3 separate regions of the Homo sapiens genome follow, and all the other regions are linked to region 1. A link is an interaction called in ENCODE POLR2A ChIA-PET data of the cell type or tissue named here. Cell type or tissue: OCI-LY7. All regions are shown on one strand. Links, peaks and the distances in the headings refer to the core of each region. The heading gives the core; the rest is flanking DNA.

Region 1 (6,643 bases), core at 705-5,704:
CGTGACAGTGTCAGGCAGACAGTTGGAGGCATGGCCGGGGAACTTAGGCACCCTGGGGCTGGAGATAAAGGTTTAGAAGTCATCAGCTTGTTCACCCATTCACTGAACACGTACTGAGCATCTTCTGTGTCCAGCTAAGTGCTAGGGAATCACAGTGAAAGCCAGTCCCTGCCTTCAAGGAGCTCAGTCTGGAGAGGAAGACAAGTAAAGAAACTAGATAATGATAAACGGTGAGAAGGTGCGAATAGAGGAAGACATAACATGTGGGGGGCACCCAGAGGGGACACTGTGGACGCAGGTCAACAGAACACAGGAAATGAGTGTTTCACTCTGTCCCTCAGCAGTTTAGCAATGCCAACCCCTGCTCGAGCATAGGAAATCATTTTCAGACTCTGCTAGCATAGCCAAGGACTCCATGCAGATTCTGCAAGGTGGAGGACTTTTGAGTAGGCATGCTAGTCAGATGCCTTTCCGGTGAAGGACAGAACGTGTTGTAGGGACTCCTGTCACCTGCTTCAGGGTCTGTGAAGGCAGGAAATAGAAACATATTCAGGTCAGGACAACTGCTGGGGACTACCCCCTTCGAACAGATCCCACGGCGGGACACAAGCACAAGGCAGGTTGGCTCTGGCTAAGTTGTGCTCAGAATTGTAAAGACATCTTGCCCCTTGTTTTGTCTGCTCTAAACATCATCTGCTTTCTTTTGAGGAATCGCTCTTCCCCATCCCAACCAGTTAAGGTGGGACCTGCCAATTAGGCTTCCCCTGCCCCCCAGATATAAGGGGATGCATGATTGAGGCTGAGCCAATCTTAGTACTCTTCTGCCTGACCTTGATGATTAGCTCAGGGACAGGGATGTGACCCACGACAGGCTGGTTGGTGGCCACCAGGGTCCCTGACCCCAGGTATCATACCCTTGTATCGTCACTCCCACAGTGATGCTGGGCTTGGCTATGTGATTGGCTTTGGCCAGTGGGACAACTGAAAGCGTAATGTAAGCAGAGGCTTGGTGAGCGCTTGCACAATGGGGCTGGTCCTCTTCAAACACTCACTTTTGGGACCCAGCTGCCATGCCAAGAAGCCCAAGCTGGCTATTTAGAGACAGCGTGTGAACAGGGCAAGTTTCTAGCTTTCAGCCATCCTCGCCACGGTGCCTGACATTTAGGGAAACTATTTTGGGCACTCCTGTCCCATGAATGACAGAGCGAGACCAGCAGAGCTCTGCAGCTGAGCCCAAAACCCCACAGAATCATGAGAAATAATTAAATGGTTATTGTTAAGCCATTCCGTTTTGGGGTTGTTACACCATAAGGAATAATTAAAAGATAAGCCAAAGTGGGCCAATCTGAAATCTTCCCTGAGAATTTCTACACGGAGGTGGTGGAAAAGAGCTCTGTTCTGTCCAGTGACAAGGCTATAGGGACGCAGGCCTATTATATTCCTCTCCACAGTGGAAAGATAGAGAAAACCTATCTGCGGCAGAAAGGGTGAAGTCCCAGACACAGAAGAGTCAAAACAATAGTGAAAGAAAGCCCCAACTTTTAGAACCCTGGACGCTCCTGTAGTCTGGTGACATAAGGTATTAAATTAAATCCCCCTTTATGGCTTCAGCTACCTCAAGATAACTTTTTATCAGTTACACAAAGGGTCCTATGTAATTCACCTGATAACATATCATAAAGATCTTTGCCAATGTCCTTAAGTCAAGAATAAAGTGATCACACTATTGATGTTGTTGAAAGCTTTGTTGAGCATGTACAATGTGAGAATCTTGAAGGATCTTCCCCCAGTCGTTGTAAGGGGTAAGACAAGGGAAGGACATGGTTCACACCACACCAGGAACCAGTGTCCAGGGCATTCACCTGTCAAGGCCAGCTGGATGCAGGAAGGTGTTCACACTCATTTGAGTATTAGAAACACGTTTATTTCTCTCTTTCTGTAGGACAATTTGACAACACACACAAAATGCTTTTTTTTTTTCTTAAGATAGAGTCTTGTTATGTCGCCCAGGCTAGAGTGCAGTGGCACGATCTCGGCTCACTGCAACCTCCACCTCCTGGATTCAAGCAATTCTCATGCCTCAGCCTCCCAAGAAGCTGAGATTACAGGCATGCACCACCACACCCAGCTAATTTTCATATATTTGGTAGAGACAGGGTTTCACCATGTTGTCCAGGCTGATCTTGAACTCTTGGCCTCAAGCAATCCTCCCGCCTTGGCCTCCCAAAGTATTGGGATTACAGGTGTGAGCCACCACACCTGGCCACAGACTGCTTTTAAAAGGTTCAGGCCCTTTGCTCCAGCAATTCCACTTCCAGGAATTTATCCCATTGCAATGGTTTTCAAATTATGTTCCTGGTGGAACCGTGGGGTTCTACAGAGGTGCTTTGCTAGTTCTGCAAAACTTTGATTTGAATGTCACTGGTACTGAGGCTGATTTAAAACTATAGTCATCATCTTCTGAGATGTCATCTTGAGATGATGTCTAACTGGTCTAGAAGACCCCTAACTGGTCTTCTAAATACTGCATATTTGAATTTATAAAATATGCCAACAGAATGACTTCTTATCTGTTGCTTACATGAGCCTTATTAAGTTTCATTTAAAGAAGGGTCCTACTTCTAAAAAGAAACAGTATAGGCCAGGCACGGTGGTTCACGCCTGTAATCCCAGGACTTTGGGAGGCCGAGGTGGGTGGATCACCTGAGGTCAAGAGTTCGAGACCAGCCTGGCCAACATGGTGAAACCCCATCTCTATCAAAAATACAAAAAATTAGCCGGGTGTGGTGGTGCACCCCTGTAATCCCAGCTACTCAGGACGCTGAGGCAGGAGAATTGCTTGAACCCAGTGGGCTGAGATTGCACCATTGCACTCCAGCTTGGGCAACAAGAGCAAAACTCCATCTCAAAAAAATAAAATAAAATAAAATAAAATAAAATAAATAAACAGTATAAAACCACTGTCACAAGAAAATGATCATTTCATCCTAGAAGGTTTAGCTTCATGAAGATGTACTACACAATGTTTATACAGAGTTGGTTCAGTGAACCGTGGCTCACAGGCTGGATCTGGCCACCACCTGTTTTTCTAAATAAAGTCTGATTGAAACACAGCTATGTGCATTCATGTACACATGATCTGTGGCTGCTTTTTTGCCATAATGGCAGAATTCAGCAGTTGTAACAGAGAACTTGTGACCTGCAAAGGCCAAAACAAATACCACCTAGCTCTTTACAGAAAAAAGTTTGCTACTTCCTGGTTTATAATGATATAAAAATTGGAACCAAGCTAAATGTCCAAGAAAGTGGATTGATCAAATTACAACACATACCTTGCAAATGGAATGCAAGGCCCTTGTTGAAAAATAATGCTGGCTGGGCATGGTGGCTCATGCCTGTAATCCCAGCACTTTGGGAGGCTGAGGCGAGTGGATCACCTGAAGTCAGGGGTTTGAGACCAGCCTGGCCAACATGGCAAAAACCCCATCTCTACTAAATAAATAAATAAATAAATTAGCCAGGTGTAGTGGTACACACCTGTAATCCCAGCTATGTGGGAAGCCGAGGCAGGAGAATCACTTGAACCCGGGAAGTGGAGGTTGCAGTGAGCCGAGACTGTGCCACTGCACTCCAGCCTGGGCAACAGAGCAAGACTCCGTCTCGGGAAAAAAAAATGTTTTAGTTCAGCAGCTGTTAGGTTTGGCTGCGTACTGAAACTATCTGGGGGGTTTTTAAAAATTCCAAAGCTCAGGCCACTCCAGATGAATTAAATTTGACTCTAGGGGTGGAACCCAGGCATTGATATTTTTAAAGCTTCCCCAGGGGTTCTAATGCAGTGCCACTGTTGTAGAAGAATATTTAATGAGGCCAGGTGCGGTGGCTCATGCCTATTATCCTAGCACTTTGGGAGGCCGAGCTGGGAGGATCACCTGAGGTCAGGAGTTTGAGACCAGCCTGGCCAACATGGTAAAACCCCGTTTATACTAAAAATACAAAAATTAGCCAGGCATTGTGGTGGGCACCTGTAATCTCAGCTACTTAGGAGGCTGAGGCAGGAGAATCGTTTGAACCTGGGAGATAGAGTTTGCAGTGAGCTGAAATTGTGCCATTGCACTCCAGCCTGGGAGACAAGAGTGAAACTCCATCTCAAAAAAAAAAAAAAAAAAAAAAAAGAATATGTAGTGACACAGAAAGATGGCCACTATATATTATTAACTGAAGACAAAGAAGATTTTCTAACAATGTGTAGCATGTGACTCCTTTCTGGTAAGTTTCTATACACACATGCAAACAGACTCACATGTATGAAAATATATGCCCAAACTGACAGTGGCCATCTCTGTAGGCTGGGACTAGGAGAGATTTTGATTTTTTTTTTTTTTTTGCTTATCTGTATTTTTTAGATGTTCTACAATGAACATGGTATCTTATAATAAATGCAAAAAATAAAGTTGTCAATAGCTTAAAAAGCCATGTACTTTTTGTTTTAGGCAAAACTACAAAGAGGAGCATCTAATCAAACAACACATCCCCAGGTCACTCATGTGTGCAGCATGCCTTCAGGCATGCATCCCAACAGAGGCAGATCCCAGGCTCATGGGACAACAGGTTTTCCTTGGTGAGGAAGTCAGGCACTGCAGCCTCCAAGCCTCAGGCTCCTCAACTGTTAAAAAGGGATCAGTCTGCCTACCCCCAGGATTTAAGGCAGGCATGCATAGTGTCTGGCACATAGGAGGTGCTCAACAAAAGTTGCTTATTTCTCCATAAGCAGCTTTTAGCGTCACAGCCTGCAGCCAATCAGCTTCTTGCTGTTCTTGCCAAAGGAGGATTGGCTTTGCCAAAGCTGGGCCTGCCCAAGTTCATCCGCAGCCACTGGTCTCTGATGCTGTCCACCTTGGCTTGGAATCTCTGTTGCTCTTGGAATTTTTCTGTGTTCCCTAGAAGGACTGTGACCTCTCATCAACACAACCTGTATCCCCTACTCCCAGAATGGGTTCCATCTGCGTAGAGAAAGTGAGGGCTTCAAGTCTTCGTGGGGCTGCTCACTCTTAATAAAAACAACAGTGGCTGCCATGTATCAGAATTGCCCTACATGTGCCCGGGCTGACATCCTCTATCTCTCAGCCCCAACTCTGCAGGAATGTGAGAGTGTTCCCATTTCCCAGATGAGGCTCAGAGAGTTGAAGGAACTCCTTGAAGGTCACACAGCTGGTCCATGGCAGGTGCCACACTGCCTTCTTAGCTATGTTGGTTCCATCTTCTACTTCAAAAGACAGACATTCCCCAGTGGATTCTAATGTGCAGCCAGGTTTGAGAAGCATTGTTATGAAAGTAGTGGTTCTCAACATTGACTATACCGTGGAATCACCTGCACTGATTTACAAAAATGCTGGTGGGGGCTGGGCGTGGTGGCTCATGCCCATAATCCCGGGACTTTGGGAGGCCGAGGTAGGTGGATCACCTGAGGTCAGGAGTTTGAGACCAGCCTGGCCAACATAGTGAAACCCCGTCTCTACTAAAAATACAATAATTAGCCAGGTGTGGTGGGGGGCGCCTGTAATCCCAGCTACTCAGGAGGCTGAGGCAGAAGAATCACTTGAGCCCCGGAGGCGAACGTTGTAGTGAGCTGAGATCATGCCATTACACTCCAGCCTGGGCAACTACAGTGAAACTCCATCTCAAAAAAAAAGAAAAATGCTGGTGGGGGTTGGGAGTTGAAGAGTGGGGAGGGTGGGAAGAGGACAGGAAGAAAGGAATGGGGGAGGCTTCTGAAGTTCTGGATAATGTTCTAGTTCTTGATCTGGGTGCTAGCTACTTGGGTGTGTTTATTTTGTGAAAATCATTGAGCTGTACATTTATGATTTATGTACTTTTCTATATGAATGCTAGTCTACAGTAAAATTTTAAAGAAAAAAAGAAGCTGTCATCAGCCACATCACTGCCTCCTGGGAAAAGGCAGTCCGTGGCCTTGACCCATATTTTGAGGATGCTTTTCTCAGCATCAAGCAGTTGTCGGCCTCTGAGTCTGTGCCTGTCCCTGCCAATGAGCAGACTAACCCTACTTTCTTGCCATTGGGGCTTCTTCCTGGGTTAATGCTGGGTTAGCTACAAAACAAAACAAAAAAAACACAAAAGTCCAGGTACAGTGGCTCATTCCTGTAATCCCAGCACTTTGGGAGGCCAAAGTGGGTGGATTGCTTGAGTCCAAGAGTTTGAGACCCGCCTGGGCAACATGGTGAAACCTCGTCTCTACTAAAAATACAAAAAATTAGCCAGGCATGGTGGTGTGCACCTGTAGTCCCAGCTACTGGGGAGGCTGAGGTGGGAAAATTGCTTGAGCCTGGGAGGTAGAGGTTGCAGTGAGCAGAGATCAAGCCACTGCCCTCCAGTCTGGGTGACAGAGTGAGACTGTCCCCCCACTCCCCCAAACAATACCCACTGTTGCTATGGTTGCAGGTACTCAGACAGCCAGGCTAAGCTGGTTAAGCTCCACGGTCCCTCCCTCCCACAGTGGGAGTCATATGACCCTATGCTGTCTAAGCCCCAGGACCTAGGGCAGCAGGGGTATAAATGGCTACAGCCGAGCCCCCTGGGCCTGAACTGTGAGTTCCCTGGTTGACCTCTGCCTTGTGTCATAATTTGA
Region 2 (6,643 bases), core at 729-5,728, 370 kb after region 1:
CTGGAGATGGGTAGATGGGAATAGGGCAAGTTTAAATGCCACAAACCTCACTGTTCTTATTGAGACTCAGTCATTTTTCTTGAAGAAATTCCTCGGATAGCTGCAAGCCTTTGGCTTATTTTCAGAGTTTTGAAACAAGTTGGTTCTGATAATTTTTGCCAGAGTTCTCATTGCTTTTATGGAGCAGAGGGTTTCTGGAGGTCCCTTCCTCTGCTATTTTTGTTCACTTGATCAATAATGACTAGTTGAGACCAGGCATGGTGGCTCATGCCTGTAGTCCCAGCACTTTGGGAGGCCAAGGCGGGTGGATCACTTAAGCCCAGGAGTTCGAGACCAGCCTGGGCAACATGGCAAAAATCCATCTCTACAAAAATACAAAGAAATTAGCGGGGCATAGTGGTACGTGTCTGTAGTCCCAGCTACTCAACAGGCTGAGGTGGGAGAATCGCTTGAGCTGGGGAGGCAGAGGTTGCAGTAAGCCGAGATCGTGTGATTGCATTCCAGCCTGGGCTACAGAGAGATACCCTGTCTTTAAAAAAGAAAATTAATTAATTAAAAAAAAGACTAATCGAATGAACAAATAATGCCCAGTTTTTCCTCCTTGACTGTGCTTATCAAAGAACTTAGTAATCATTAGTTTATTATATGATGAATTTCAAGAAAATCTAGTCTGACTATAAATGATTTTCCGTCTGAAATTGATAATGGGAATTGTGTTTTTTTTTTTTTTTGTCAAGGCTAATTAAGGGGTGTAGTGGTCAGGGAGGATATAAATTTAGCAGTTGGACACGGCTTTCAATCTGTTTAATTTTTTTTTCAATTTTTTTTTTATTATTATTATACTTTAAGTTTTAGGGTACATGTGTACAATGTGCAGGTTAGTTACATATGTATACATGTGCCATGCTGGTGTGCTGCACCCATTAACTCGTCATTTAGCATTAGGTATATCTCCTAATGCTGTCCCTCCCCCCTCCCCCCACCCCACAACAGTCCCCAGAGTGTGATGTTCCCCTTCCTGTGTCCATGTGTTCTCATTGTTCAATTCCCATCTATGAGTGAGAACATGCGGTGTTTGGTTTTTTGTCCTTGCGATAGTTTACTGAGAATGATGATTTCCAATTTCATCCATGTCCCTACAAAGGACATGAACTCATCATTTTTTATGGCTGCATAGTATTCCAGGGTGTATATGTGCCACATTTTCTTAATCCAGTCTATCATTGTTGGACATTTGGGTTGGTTCCAGGTCTTTGCTATTGTGAATAGTGCCGCAATAAACAAACATGTGCATGTGTCTTTATAGCAGCATGATTTATAGTCCTTTGGGTATATACCCAGAAATGGGATGGCTGGGTCAAATGGTATTTCTAGTTCTAGATCCCTGAGGAATTGCCACACTGACTTCCACAATGATTGAACTAGTTTACAGTCCCACCAACAGTGTAAAAGTGTTCCTATTTCTCCACATCCTCTCCAGCACCTGTTGTTTCCTGACTTTTTAATGATCGCCATTCTAACTGGTGTGAGATGGTATCTCATTGTGGTTTTGATTTGCATTTCTCTGATGGCCAGTGATTATGAGCATTTTTTCATGTGTCTTTTGGCTGCATAAATGTCTTCTTTTGAGAAGTGTCTGTTCATATCCTTTGCCCACTTTTTGATGGGGTTGTTTATTTTTTTCTTGTAAATTTGTTTGAGTTCATTGTAGATTCTGGATATTAGCCCTTTGTCAGATGAATAGGTTGCGAAAATTTTCTCCCATTTTGTAGTTGCCTGTTCACTCTGATGGTAGTTTCTTTTGCTGTGCAGAAGCTCTTTAGTTTAATTAGATCCTATTTGTCAATTTTGGCTTTTGTTGCCATTGCTTTTGGTGTTTTAGACATGAAGTCCTCGCCCATGCCTATGTCCTGAATGGTAATGCCTAGGTTTTCTTCTAGGGTTTTTATGGTTTTAGGTCTAACGTTTAAGTCTTTAATCCATCTTGAATTAATTTTTATATAAGGTGTAAGGAAGGGATCCAGTTTCAGCTTTCTACAAATGGCTAGCCAGTTTTCCCAGCAATCTGTTTAATTTTTAAGGAAGTTTTTTTTGTGGAAAATTATAATTTATCTGAATATTTTCTTTTTAAAATTAAAAATATACTGAGCTCTCTGATGTGACTCTAAATATTTTAGAAAATGATAAAGTGATTTAGTGTTTAATTTATTTTAGTTAAATTGTTTTAAAATTATAGACTCTGACATTCAAAAGTAGATGTCTTGGGGACCCCCAGATTTGGTTCGCTAGTCAGGGCCATGCTGAATATTTCCTTCTGACTAGGTTCTTTTCAATTCATTTTATGTGCTAAGGATTGTTAACATAAGAATATGAAATTCCTATGGAGAAATAAAAGACCAATGTTTTAACCACTATTATAAAGTTATTTTATATCAGTGGTTTGCTTGTAGATAAATATTTATAAAACCCTGTGCTTATACAAAGTTATTTTCCCTTAGTAGGCTATTGACACAAAATCAACTGCTTTTCCAAGAAAAGCTGTTGATTCTCATGGTATAATAATTTCTTTTTTGCAGCATTCCAGGATGCCTTGAAGATTTTCTGTAGGATAAAAGGTGGTCGAGTTTCAACTGATGACGTGTTTGCTGTTTTGGATAGCATGGGTATCCCTATAAACCGTGAAATTTTAGAAGAAGTGACAAAACATACCTATATTGACAGTGAGTTATTTGCATTGAGATATATATGTCCATATATATGTGCATATATTTATACATTTTTTTCCGGATATCAATTTTGTGATCTGTCCTTTGCTTCTCCTTTTTTCTCTTGATTCTTACCTTTTGCCATTGACACTGTTTACTGGTGTCTATAGTAAGAAATAGTCTAGAAAAATTAAATGAGAGGTTTCTAAAATTGTTATAGTTTGGTATGTTTGGTTAAAGAATAAAATGAATTTTAAAAAATTCAGCCTTACATCTCTTTTCCAAGTCATTTCTGGTCTTTGTGGAGAAGTAGTTTCTTGTAGTATCAAGAGCATTGACTCCACAAGTTAGAAGACCTAAATTTCTTGAATTCTCAATTTTATTATGTAGCTTTGATTAAACAATTTTGCTATGCCCTTCAGTTGCTCTCTGCACAATGTGGATTGCTTTAAACATGATAAAAATATTTAGCAGGTGTTTTGTATTACATGTTTACTTGTAACCAGAGGATGTCCTATCATAATTAGTGATTAATTGATTGATTCATTTGTTTTATTATTGTGGGCGGCAAGCCAACCAGGTGCCGAGGCAAGAGACTGAGGGCACGAGCTGTTCCAGTATAATAAAATATGTAAAATAAGTATAGTTATACTAGATATAGATCTTTGATATGATTATATATGAATATAATTAATCATTAGTTTGTAGCAATTACTCTTTATTTCAATATTATAATAATCCTCGCTCTACAATCATAACCTAGGAAAAATCAGGCCATACAGAGATAGGAGCTGAGGGGACATAGTGAGAAATGACCAGAAGACAGGAGTGTGAGCCTTCTGTTATGCCTGGACAGGGCCACCAGAGGGCTCCTTGGTCTACCGGTAATGCCAGCGTCTGGGAAGATGTCTGTTGCCAAGCAGACCGTGGTCTAGCGGTAGCGTCAGTGTCAAGGAAAAACACCCGCTACTTAGCAGACTGGGAAAGGCAGTCTCCCTTTCCCCGGGGGAGTTTAGAGAAGACTCTACTCCTCCACCTCTTGTGGAGGGCCTGACGGAGGGCCTGACTGATGTCAGGCCTGCCCGCAGTTATCCGGAGGCCTAACCGTCTCCCTGTGGTGTTGTGCTTCAGTGGTCACACTCCTAGTCTGCCTTCATGTTCCATCCTGTACACCTGGCTCTGCCTTTTAGATAGCAGTAGCAAATTAGTGAAAGTACTAAAAGCAGAAATAATGGCGTAAGCTGTCTGTCTGTCTGTCTGTCTCTCTCTGCCTTGGCTGCCAGGCAGGGAAGGGCCCCCTGTCCAGTGGACACGTAACCCATGTGACCTTACCTATCAATGGAGATGGCTCACACTCCTTACCCTGCCCCTTTGTTTTGTATCCAATAAATATCAGCGCAACCTGGCATTCGGGGCCACTACCAGTCTCCGCATCTTGGTGGTAGTGGTACCCCGGGCCCAGCTGTCTTTTCTTTTATCTCTTTGTCTTGTGTCTTTATTTCTACACTCTCTCGTCTCCGCACACGGGGAGAAAACCCACTGACCCTGTGGGGCTGGACCCTACAATTATTTTATTATTTTTAGAGACAGTGTCTCACTCTGTTGCCCAGGCTGTAGTGCGGTGTTGTGATCATAGCTTGCTGTAATATTGACCTCCTAGGCTCAATAATCCTCCCACCTCATCTTCCTGAATAGCTAGGACTATAGGTGTGCACCATCATGCCAGGCTAATTTTTATTTTGTAGAGATGAGGTCTTGCTATGTTTCCTAGGCTGGTCTCAAACTTCTGGAAGCAAGTGATCCTCCTGCCTCAGCCTGCTGAGTAGCTGGAATTACAGGCATGAGCCACTGGGCCCAGCCTGATTCATTCACTTAATGAATCAGATAGTCAGTCATTTAATATCTACTATGCCTGGAACTGTGCTAGGTGATGCAAAGATGAATAAAACACACTTCTTTTTTTTTTTTTTTTGAGGGAGCTCACGTTCAAGTGTGGAAAGAGTCAAGTAAACCGAAAATTAAAATGCTCCATGGCAAATACTATAATAGAGTGTACATAGGCTGCTAATACATACTGGAAGCCTTAGGGAAAGATTATCAGAGGGGCTGATGTCTGAGCTAAATCTTGAAGGATCAGTATGAATTAAGTAGTTGAAGGTGGTAGCAAAGAGTGAGAAAAACATCTTAAGCCAAAGGAACAGTTTGTGTAAATATGGCAGAAAAATAATCAGACATGACATCTTTTTGAGTGGGCTTCCACTAGTTTTTGTCATTTATTAATGGTGGTTTTGTAGTGGGCTTTTGGTTGCTGATATGTGGTCTGGAGATAGAATCAGGCCACATGGAGTTCTCTTAGGAAGTCAGGTATGGTGTGCTCTGGGGTGAGGCATGAGTGGAAGGATATGATGGGGTATGAAAATGTAAAATGGGGATTTTAAAGACTATTCTTAAGCCTTTAGGGCATGCCCTACCAGGAACAACAGAAATCATATATGAAACAGCTGCAGTACCTTGCTTTTTGGCTTATGGAGTTCTGGCCTGGGTCTCCAGGTCTCCTGCTTTATTTGGGGAGGTATATTGGACAAATGATACTAATTTTATAGAATTGTTATAGGAATTAAATATAAACATTTATCACAGTGCTTGGCACCTAGAACAGACAGAAGGGTGAGGCAGAAACCTGAGAGTCATCCTTGGCAACTCTACTTCTCTATTCCTCATGCAATAGTTCCCTTATTTAAAGTCTTAGATACATCTTTTTAAAAACTTTTCTCCTTTTTTCTATATATAAGATAGATATCTCTTAAGTCTTTCTATTTCTCTCTCTTTTTTTAACTCCACTCTGTCGCCAGACTGTAGTGCAGTGGTGTGATCTCGGCTCACTGCAACCTCCGACTCCCTGGTTCAAGTGGTTCTCCTGCCTCAGCCTCCGAGTAGCTGGGATTACAGGCACGTGCCACCAAGCCCAGCTAATTTTTGTATTTTTAGTAGAGACAGGGTTTCACCATGTTGGCCAGGATGGTCTCGATCTCCTGACCTTCTGATCCACCTGCCTTGGCCTCCCAAAGTGCTGGGATTACAGACGTGATCTATTTCTCTTTATCTCCCTATCTTAGTCCAAGTTCACATAACCTTTCCTCAGGACCATTGCAGTTCATCCTAACAAGTATACCCCTGTCCACTCTTATGTTCCTTTATACTGCAGCCATAATGATCTTCATTCAAATACGGGTCTGATCATGTTATTCTCCTCATATAAAATCTAATAATACCTCTTGGGATAAATAACTCTTTTAGTGTGGTTTACAGGGCCTTGTGGGTTCTGGCTTTTGCCCAGATCTTCAGCTTTATCTGAGACCATATTCTTCCTTGCTCTCTGTGCCTTCTTAGAGTTTCAACTATATACCATGCCCCTTCTTGCCAAATAGCTGTTGCATGTGTTCATTTCTCTTCCTTGAACCTTTTTCTCCCCTTAGGTAATTCCTACTTACACTTTAGATCCAAACTCAACTGTCTTTTCCTCAGGGATGTTTTCCCAGACCTCTCTGAGTAGGTCAGATTCTCATGTTATACACTCTTATAGCACTATTCGCAATTGAAATTTGTATTTTTGTTTGATTGACATTGATATTTCAAATAAGACTGAGCATCAGGTGAGCAGATATCATGTCTGCTTTAGCTTAATATTGTATCTTCAGTACCTAGCGTGGTGCTTATAGCACATATTAACCGCTCAACAAATATTTGTTGAATGAATGAATAATTCTGATTCCTCATGCCACATCTTCCAATCAGAAAGAACAAAATGTTCTTCATTTTATCATATGAATAAGCTGGCTGTAGTTTGAGGCAAAATTCCTCATAAGGAAGGTCCTTATCTTTTGACCAGGAAAATAATCTTAATAGATATGTTAGATTATGAGAGTTAAAACATACTG
Region 3 (6,643 bases), core at 758-5,757, 840 kb before region 1:
ACTACTACTATCATTCTGAAGGAAGGGAAGGTATACCTTCTAAGTCCTGCATAGTTTAAAAATTCCCATTACTTGCGAGACCAGGTGAGACTGCACAGTTCTAGACTTCCTATCGTGTGCCAAAACTCTAGGGATAATCAAAAAATGTTTGTTGAATGAACGCTAATTTAAAATAGAAAAAGAAATTCCAGATTTCCTCCTCAGTACAAGAGGCCTGCAACAACAAACTTCTGAAATACCAGCAGTCTACTAATTGCATATTCAAATTTAAACCACAGAAAGTTGAATCAACTCTGCCAATTTCTGGGACTCTCTAAATGAACTCTTAATACAAAAATACATACTCAGGCTCAGCATTTTTTCTAATCATTTACAAAAGTAAAAGGACGTCAGGACAAGTTCTGGTGAAATTTTATAAACAGCCATGAATTGCAGCTGTAGACTGCCAGATACATAACCTGTATATGACAGGGGGTACCACGTGGAAATTAGAGACATCCCCCTTCACCAAAAAGATTATATCCAGGGGATACTACATAATAAAAAAAAAATCTGAAAAATGTAATGGGATTAAGATCCTTTAGAATAGGCTAGTAGTGATGATTTTGCTTTTTCAGTCCCCTCCTCACAAACAAATGATGATGACACTGCCCTTAGCTTTCTATGTGCAAAGACAGTATTAACCTTCCCAGGCCAAACTTACGACTACACCTTTTCCACACGAAATGCAAGGCATTTCTAACTCCCCAGATTACCTCACATTCGTTGGATGCCACACAATAGATTATAAAGTATCAAGATATATATTAATTTTTAAAAGTTCACCAGGAGTTGGATATTCTAAACTGGGTTTCTGATTCTTAACAGTGAGAATGAAGTCAAGCTCCTTATTTGGTGGTTAGAGGAGAGGATTTGGCCAGAAATAATTCTTTTAGGATTGACAGACAAGTACTACTTAAGTTCTATCATCTCATCCAAAAACTTGCTTCTTATATTCTGCTTTTAACCCGATCTACACAATGAAAAGCCACGGAGACTAGTTTTGCATGAAAGCAAAGGACTTTTCTAATATGACTTCAGAGCATGCCATGCTTTAAAGTCCATGTTCAACCACTTACTATCATTTTCCAACTCACTCTCTATGGGCCCATCCCATATTTCAACTACAGGTATACCTCCTGGCCCTTTCTATTTCATAAGCTTCTTTGGAAGACAAATCTACTGATTTATGCAATAAACTTTCTACCTCTACTTAACCAATTTGATAATTTAATAGCTGGAGATAATTCTAAATTCCCCAAACCTTAATCAAGAATTTTGGAAAAAAAGAGCTATCTAGAACAGTTATCTTCCTGAAAACACTGTTGTGCTAAACTGAAACACAGCCTTTTCTCAAGAGCTAAGCAGCTACTTGGGTCTACATTTTAATGCACTAAATAATTTTATAAGATCATGTTTGAAACCAAAAAACCCAAAAAGGATTGTCAAGCTAGGTCAGCTTACAAAACCCCTTCTGTTATGAACTAGGAAATCAAACAACAAAACATAAGCTCTAGGAAATGAGCATGGAGGTGCTCCATCCATACTAGCTTTTCCTTGTTTTTTTCTTGAGAGGAGTGACTCTCTGTCACCCAGGCTGGAGTGTAGTGATGCAATCCTGGTTCACTCCAACCTCCACCTCCTGAGTTCAAGGGATTCTCCTGCCTCAGCCTCCCGAGTAGCTGGGATTACAGGCGTCGACCATGACACTCAGCTATTTTTTGTATTTTTAGTAGAGACAGGGTTTCACCATGTTGGCTAGGCTGGTCTCAAATTCCTGACCTCAAGTGATCCTCCCACCTTGGCCCCCTCAAAGTGCTGGGATTACAGGTGTGAGCCACCGTGCCAGCCCATACTAGCTTTTCTGAAGCCTCTTTACTCATTCTTTTGTTCTCTACTCTAGCAGCTAAAGACATCTCCTAAAGAAACAACTAGTGTGCCTCCATACAACCCCTCAGTAAGCACTCAGTATTGAGACTAAACTGTGAAAAGCACTAAAATAAATGCATCATTCATCTATGACCTTCTGAGAATACCACCACCTCATATTTGAATAGACGTCTAGTTTTCATGAGAACTTTCACGCACTCATTTGATCCTCTTTAAAAACCACAGGAAACAGGGCAAGCCATCTTATCAGCTCTATTTACAGAGAGGGAAATCAATTTGAAAAGGTTACATAGCTTAATCAAGGTCACAAAGTGACTGACTGGCCAAGCTGGTACTCAGTCTTATGATAGTCCAGGGCTCTTTCCTCTACACTGATCCTAAATTGAAAAAAAAAATTTTTTTTGGACTGCTCCTGCAAGGTAGGGCTACCCCATAGGCAGAGAGTAGCTGAAAAATTCTGTATGTGTCTATCACAAGAAGTTGAGGCCGGGCGCGGTGGCTCACGCCTGTAATCCCAGCACTTTGGGAGGCCGAAGCCGGCGGATCACGAGGTCAGGAGATCGAGACCATCCCAGCTAAAACGGTGAAACCCCGTCTCTACTAAAAATACAAAAAATTAGCCGGGCGTAGTGGCGGGCGCCTGTAGTCCCAGCTACTTGGGAGGCTGAGGCAGGAGAATGGCGTGAACCCGGGAGGCGGAGCTTGCAGTGAGCCGAGATCCCGCCACTGCACTCCAGCCTGGGCGACAGAGCGAGACTCCGTCTCAAAAAAAAAAAAAAAAAAAAAAAAAGAAGTTGACAGGCCTAAAAGGTTTCACATTTAGATGTTTCTTTTTTTGGAAAAGGTGAAGATCTGGCTGGGCACAGTGGTGCACATCCTTAGGTAGTTCCAGCTACACAGGAGGCTGAGGCAGAAGAACTGCTTGAGCCCAGCCTGAGCAACACAGTGAGACTCCATCACTAAAAATAAGTAAATAAATAAATCACATAAAAAATAAAAAATTTTAAAAGGGGGTAAAGAGCCAATGAATTGACTAAGAAATGTGTTGTTTCAAATCAGAATGACCTTGAAAAGCCATAGTACTTGCATGCAAAAATATGATCCGATTTAAAAAGTCAATATGCTTAAAATACAACAGAAAAATCAACCAATATATGTATTTCGTATTACTGGTTTAAAATTTCTGAATATGCTGTAAAGAGAAGGAGGTGAAAAACGTCAACCAGACTGGGGTGGTGGCTCATGCCTGTAAACCCAGCACTTTGGAAGGCCAAGGTGGGTGGATCACTTGAGTTCAGGAGTTCACGACCAGTGTGGGCAAGGTGGCAAGATCCTGTCTCTACAAAAAATACAAAAATTAGCCAGATGTGGTAGCATGCGCCTGTAGTGCCAGCTACTCGGGAGGCTGAGATAGAAGAATTGCTTGAGACTAGGAGGCAGAGGGTGTAGTGGGCAGAGATCATACCACTAACCCCTCCAGCCTGGGTGACAGAGTGAGACTCTTTAAAAAAAAAAAAAAAAAAAAAAAAGAGAGCGAGAGAGAAAGAGGCAGAGAGAGAGAGAAAGATCTCAACTGATAAGATACTACATAATCACATTATCTCTTGCTTGACCAACTTAACAAATATTTCAAAATGTTTATAAAAATCAAAATGGGTCAGCATTGGAAGAAGTTGTAAGTAAAATTCAGGTGTTCTCCACATGAGGCAACTGCTGTTAATAGAAGACTATATGACGGTATTTTCTCGAAGTTTGGTACAAAGATCAAAAATAGAATCACAGGCAAAACCCTTGAAAGGCTTAGGAATCTGAATTTTTAAGTACTAGGTTGTTGATGAATATAAAATTTAAAGATGTGTATTTAGGGTAGAAATAACCTTGACCTTGGTAGCTGTGGAACTTGTGTGGTTACTCGTTCTGGGCCCTGGTTTTCCCAATGGTAAAACAGAGGAGGTAGGGACACAAACGTCCTACTTCATAGAAAAGTTATAAGACTTTAAAGGCGATGGTTTATAAAAAGTAATTAGCACACAGTTTTGACACACACTAAATAATAATTAGCTACTATGGTGGAAATTTTATTTCTATTTAACACTTCTGACATTAGCAAATAGTGTACCAAACAGACATGCTTTTTACATAGTTACATGATTCTTCTCAACAACCGCTCCCCCGAAAGAAAGCAGTTTTTAAGAGGGTCACTCTCATGATTTGAAGAGAACTGGGAGAGGAGGAACATAAATCAGTTCTGTCACATTTTAAGGATTAGAATTTAAACATTAAAAACAATTTTAATATGTTCACATATATAACTATCACCTGGTTGGACCATGACAAAAACCCACCCCTAACCATAAACAAGGGTAACCTATCATTTATCAAAAACAGGAAACGTTCCTATCTCTCAAGATCAGCGCTCTGAACTAATTATTTAACATAAGGTCATTTTTACGAGTTCACATGCTGAATGGCTTACAATTAAAAGCCTCTTCTAACCCAAATCACCATCCTCCTTCACTTACCTTTTTTTTTTTTTGAGATGGGAGTCTCCCTCTGTCGCCCAGGCTGAAGTATAGTGGCACAATCTCAGATCACTGCAACCTCTACCTCCTGGGTTCAATTGATTCTCCTGCCTCAGCCTCCTGAACAGCTGGGTACAAGCACCCACCATGCCTTGCTAATTTTTTTTTGTATTTTTAGTAGCGACAGGGTTTAACCATGTTGGCCAGGCTGGTCTGGAACGCCTGATCTCAAGTAATCTGCCCACCTCGGTTTCCCAAAGTGCTGGGATTACAAGCATGAACCACCGTACCTGGCCTGTTGCTTACACTTAAAAAAAAAAAAAAAAATTCCTCCCCTCTCCCTAGACTCCTAACCTAATCAAGTTACCAAATTCAAAAAATTATTTTATCTCACCCATTCTTGCCTCTTTTTTTCTTTTTTTTTTTTTTTTGAGACGGAGTCTCGCTCTATCGCCCAGGCTGGAGTGCAGTGGCATGATCTTGGCTCACTGCAAGCTCCACCTCCCGGGTTCACGCCATTCTCCTGCCTCAGCCTCCCAAGTAGCTGGGACTACAGGCGCCCACCACTGCGCCCAGCTGATTTTTTGTATTTTTAGTAGAGACGGTGTTTCACGTGTTAGCCAGGATGGTCTCGATCTCCTGACCTTGTGATCCGCCCGTCTCGGCCTCCCAAAGTGCTGGGATTACAGGCGTAAGCCACTGCGCCCAGCCTGCCTCTTTTTTTCTACTAGGGCTATCACAATTCTGGCCTTCATTTCATTTGACAGGAAGGCATGGGTTTATACCCTAACCAGAACAACAATGAACAGGATTTCTGCCTCCACTCCTCTAATCCAGGGGTTGGCAAACTTTTTCTGTAAAGGGCCAGATGGCAAATATTTAGGCTTTGCAGGCCACACAGTCTCCGTCTCAACTACACAACTCTTGCCATTATAGTACTAAAGCAGCCACAGACAATATTCAAGTGAATGAGTATGACTGTGTTCCAATAAAACTTTACTTACAAAAACTTGCCTTAGACTGCATTTGGCATACAGGGCATAGTCTGTTGATTGTGCTAATCCAACCAACTAATATCAACTTTCCTAAATTCCATCACAGATCATGTGATTTCTGATTTAAAAGTCACTTTCCTTGGCTGGGCACGGTGGCTCACGCCTGTAATGCCAGCACTTTGGGAGGCCATGGCGGGTGGATCACGAGGTCAGGAGATCGAGACCATCCTGGCTAGTAGTAGAGATGATGAAACCCCGTCTCTACTAAAAATACAAAAAAAAAAAAAATTAGCCGGGTGTGGTGGCGGGCGCCTGTAATCCCAGCTACTCGGGAGGCTGAGGCAGGAGAATGGTGTGAACCCAGGAGGTGGAGCTTGCAGTGAGCTGAGATCGCACCACTGCACCCCAGCCTGGGCAACAGTGCGAGACTCCATCTCAAAAATAAATAAATAAATAAAAAATAAAAGTCACTTTCCTTACCAAAAAAAAAAAAAAAATAGAACTTAACATTCCTTGGCCTGATACTCAAAGGCTTCCTCCATGAGTATAATCTTCATTAACCTTGGTCATTTCCTTTTTCTCATACTAGATTCCAAATTGTATTCCATGATTGTGGCTGCTTATACTGCTCTAATTCCAAACCTTTGCTCAATTTGTATACAGAATGTCCTTTCTTCTTTCCCTCTAAACACCTACATCTCCCTTGCTTCCCACACTACCACCTAGAACTAAAATCCATCTATCCTCTAAGAAGTCTCCTTCCCTTTACCCAGAAATTCTTCTTCAGCAGAACTTCTATGGCACTTAATCTGTATCTTTTCTGACAATGATTGCTTTGTATCTTTTACCACAGTGAATTATATCTTAGATCCCCTAAGCCTGTGGGCAGAATTTATTTACAAGTCATCTCTGTATTTCCCACAGCACTTTACAATCAAGAGATAAAAAAACAGGTATTATTGTTTCAAAGAAAATATTCCTACAACTAAATTCCTTTACATAACATAGCACTGTTAATAAGACCAAGACACACTTATTCTGTATTAAAATGTTACCTAAAAACTAATGACACTGGCTCAACAAATTAAGCCTTCAAAAATTAGTCTCCATCTTATTACCCAGAGGGCAGCATGGCAAAGTGGGAAAAGGAAAAAAGGACAAGATTGACATCCTGATTCTGCCATTGTTGTTAAATTT

What was found. ChIA-PET counts read pairs that join two places held together with the same protein. Peaks named below come from ENCODE experiments on the same cell type or tissue, not always from the same donor. Only the 100,000 strongest peaks of a DNase experiment are listed, where the experiment ranks them.
Region 2: POLR2A ChIA-PET joins it to region 1 with 6 read pairs; 2 of 35 experiments call an interaction of 5 or more read pairs at or near these places.
Region 3: POLR2A ChIA-PET joins it to region 1 with 6 read pairs; 2 of 35 experiments call an interaction of 5 or more read pairs at or near these places.

The regions. Positions count from the first base shown.
Region 1 is chr17:46,988,706-46,995,348 of GRCh38, forward strand. The region is part of intron 7 of LOC101927060 (a long non-coding RNA gene); the gene reads right to left. It also overlaps a transcript of LRRC37A2 not described here. Among named protein-coding and RNA genes, the nearest start is that of RPRML, 13 kb to the left of the region's middle. In OCI-LY7, for the core only: no CTCF peak of the experiment used is centred there; a DNase peak (open chromatin) is centred at 3,086; H3K4me3 peaks cover 896 bases; H3K27ac peaks cover 2,272 bases.
Region 2 is chr17:47,358,802-47,365,444 of GRCh38, forward strand. EFCAB13 (EF-hand calcium binding domain 13) reads left to right here. Exons shown (of 25, transcript NM_152347.5): 10 at 2,577-2,720. Among named protein-coding and RNA genes, the nearest start is that of EFCAB13, 38 kb to the left of the region's middle. RefSeq lists a silencer at 3,422-3,716. In OCI-LY7, for the core only: CTCF peaks have their summits at 3,559 (motif pointing right) and 3,758; a DNase peak (open chromatin) is centred at 3,580.
Region 3 is chr17:46,144,139-46,150,781 of GRCh38, forward strand. All of the region lies in intron 2 of KANSL1 (KAT8 regulatory NSL complex subunit 1), which reads right to left. Among named protein-coding and RNA genes, the nearest start is that of KANSL1, 46 kb to the right of the region's middle. RefSeq lists enhancers at 4,469-4,970, 4,971-5,470. In OCI-LY7, for the core only: no CTCF peak of the experiment used is centred there; DNase peaks (open chromatin) are centred at 2,113 and 2,803; H3K4me3 peaks cover 2,893 bases; H3K27ac peaks cover 4,938 bases.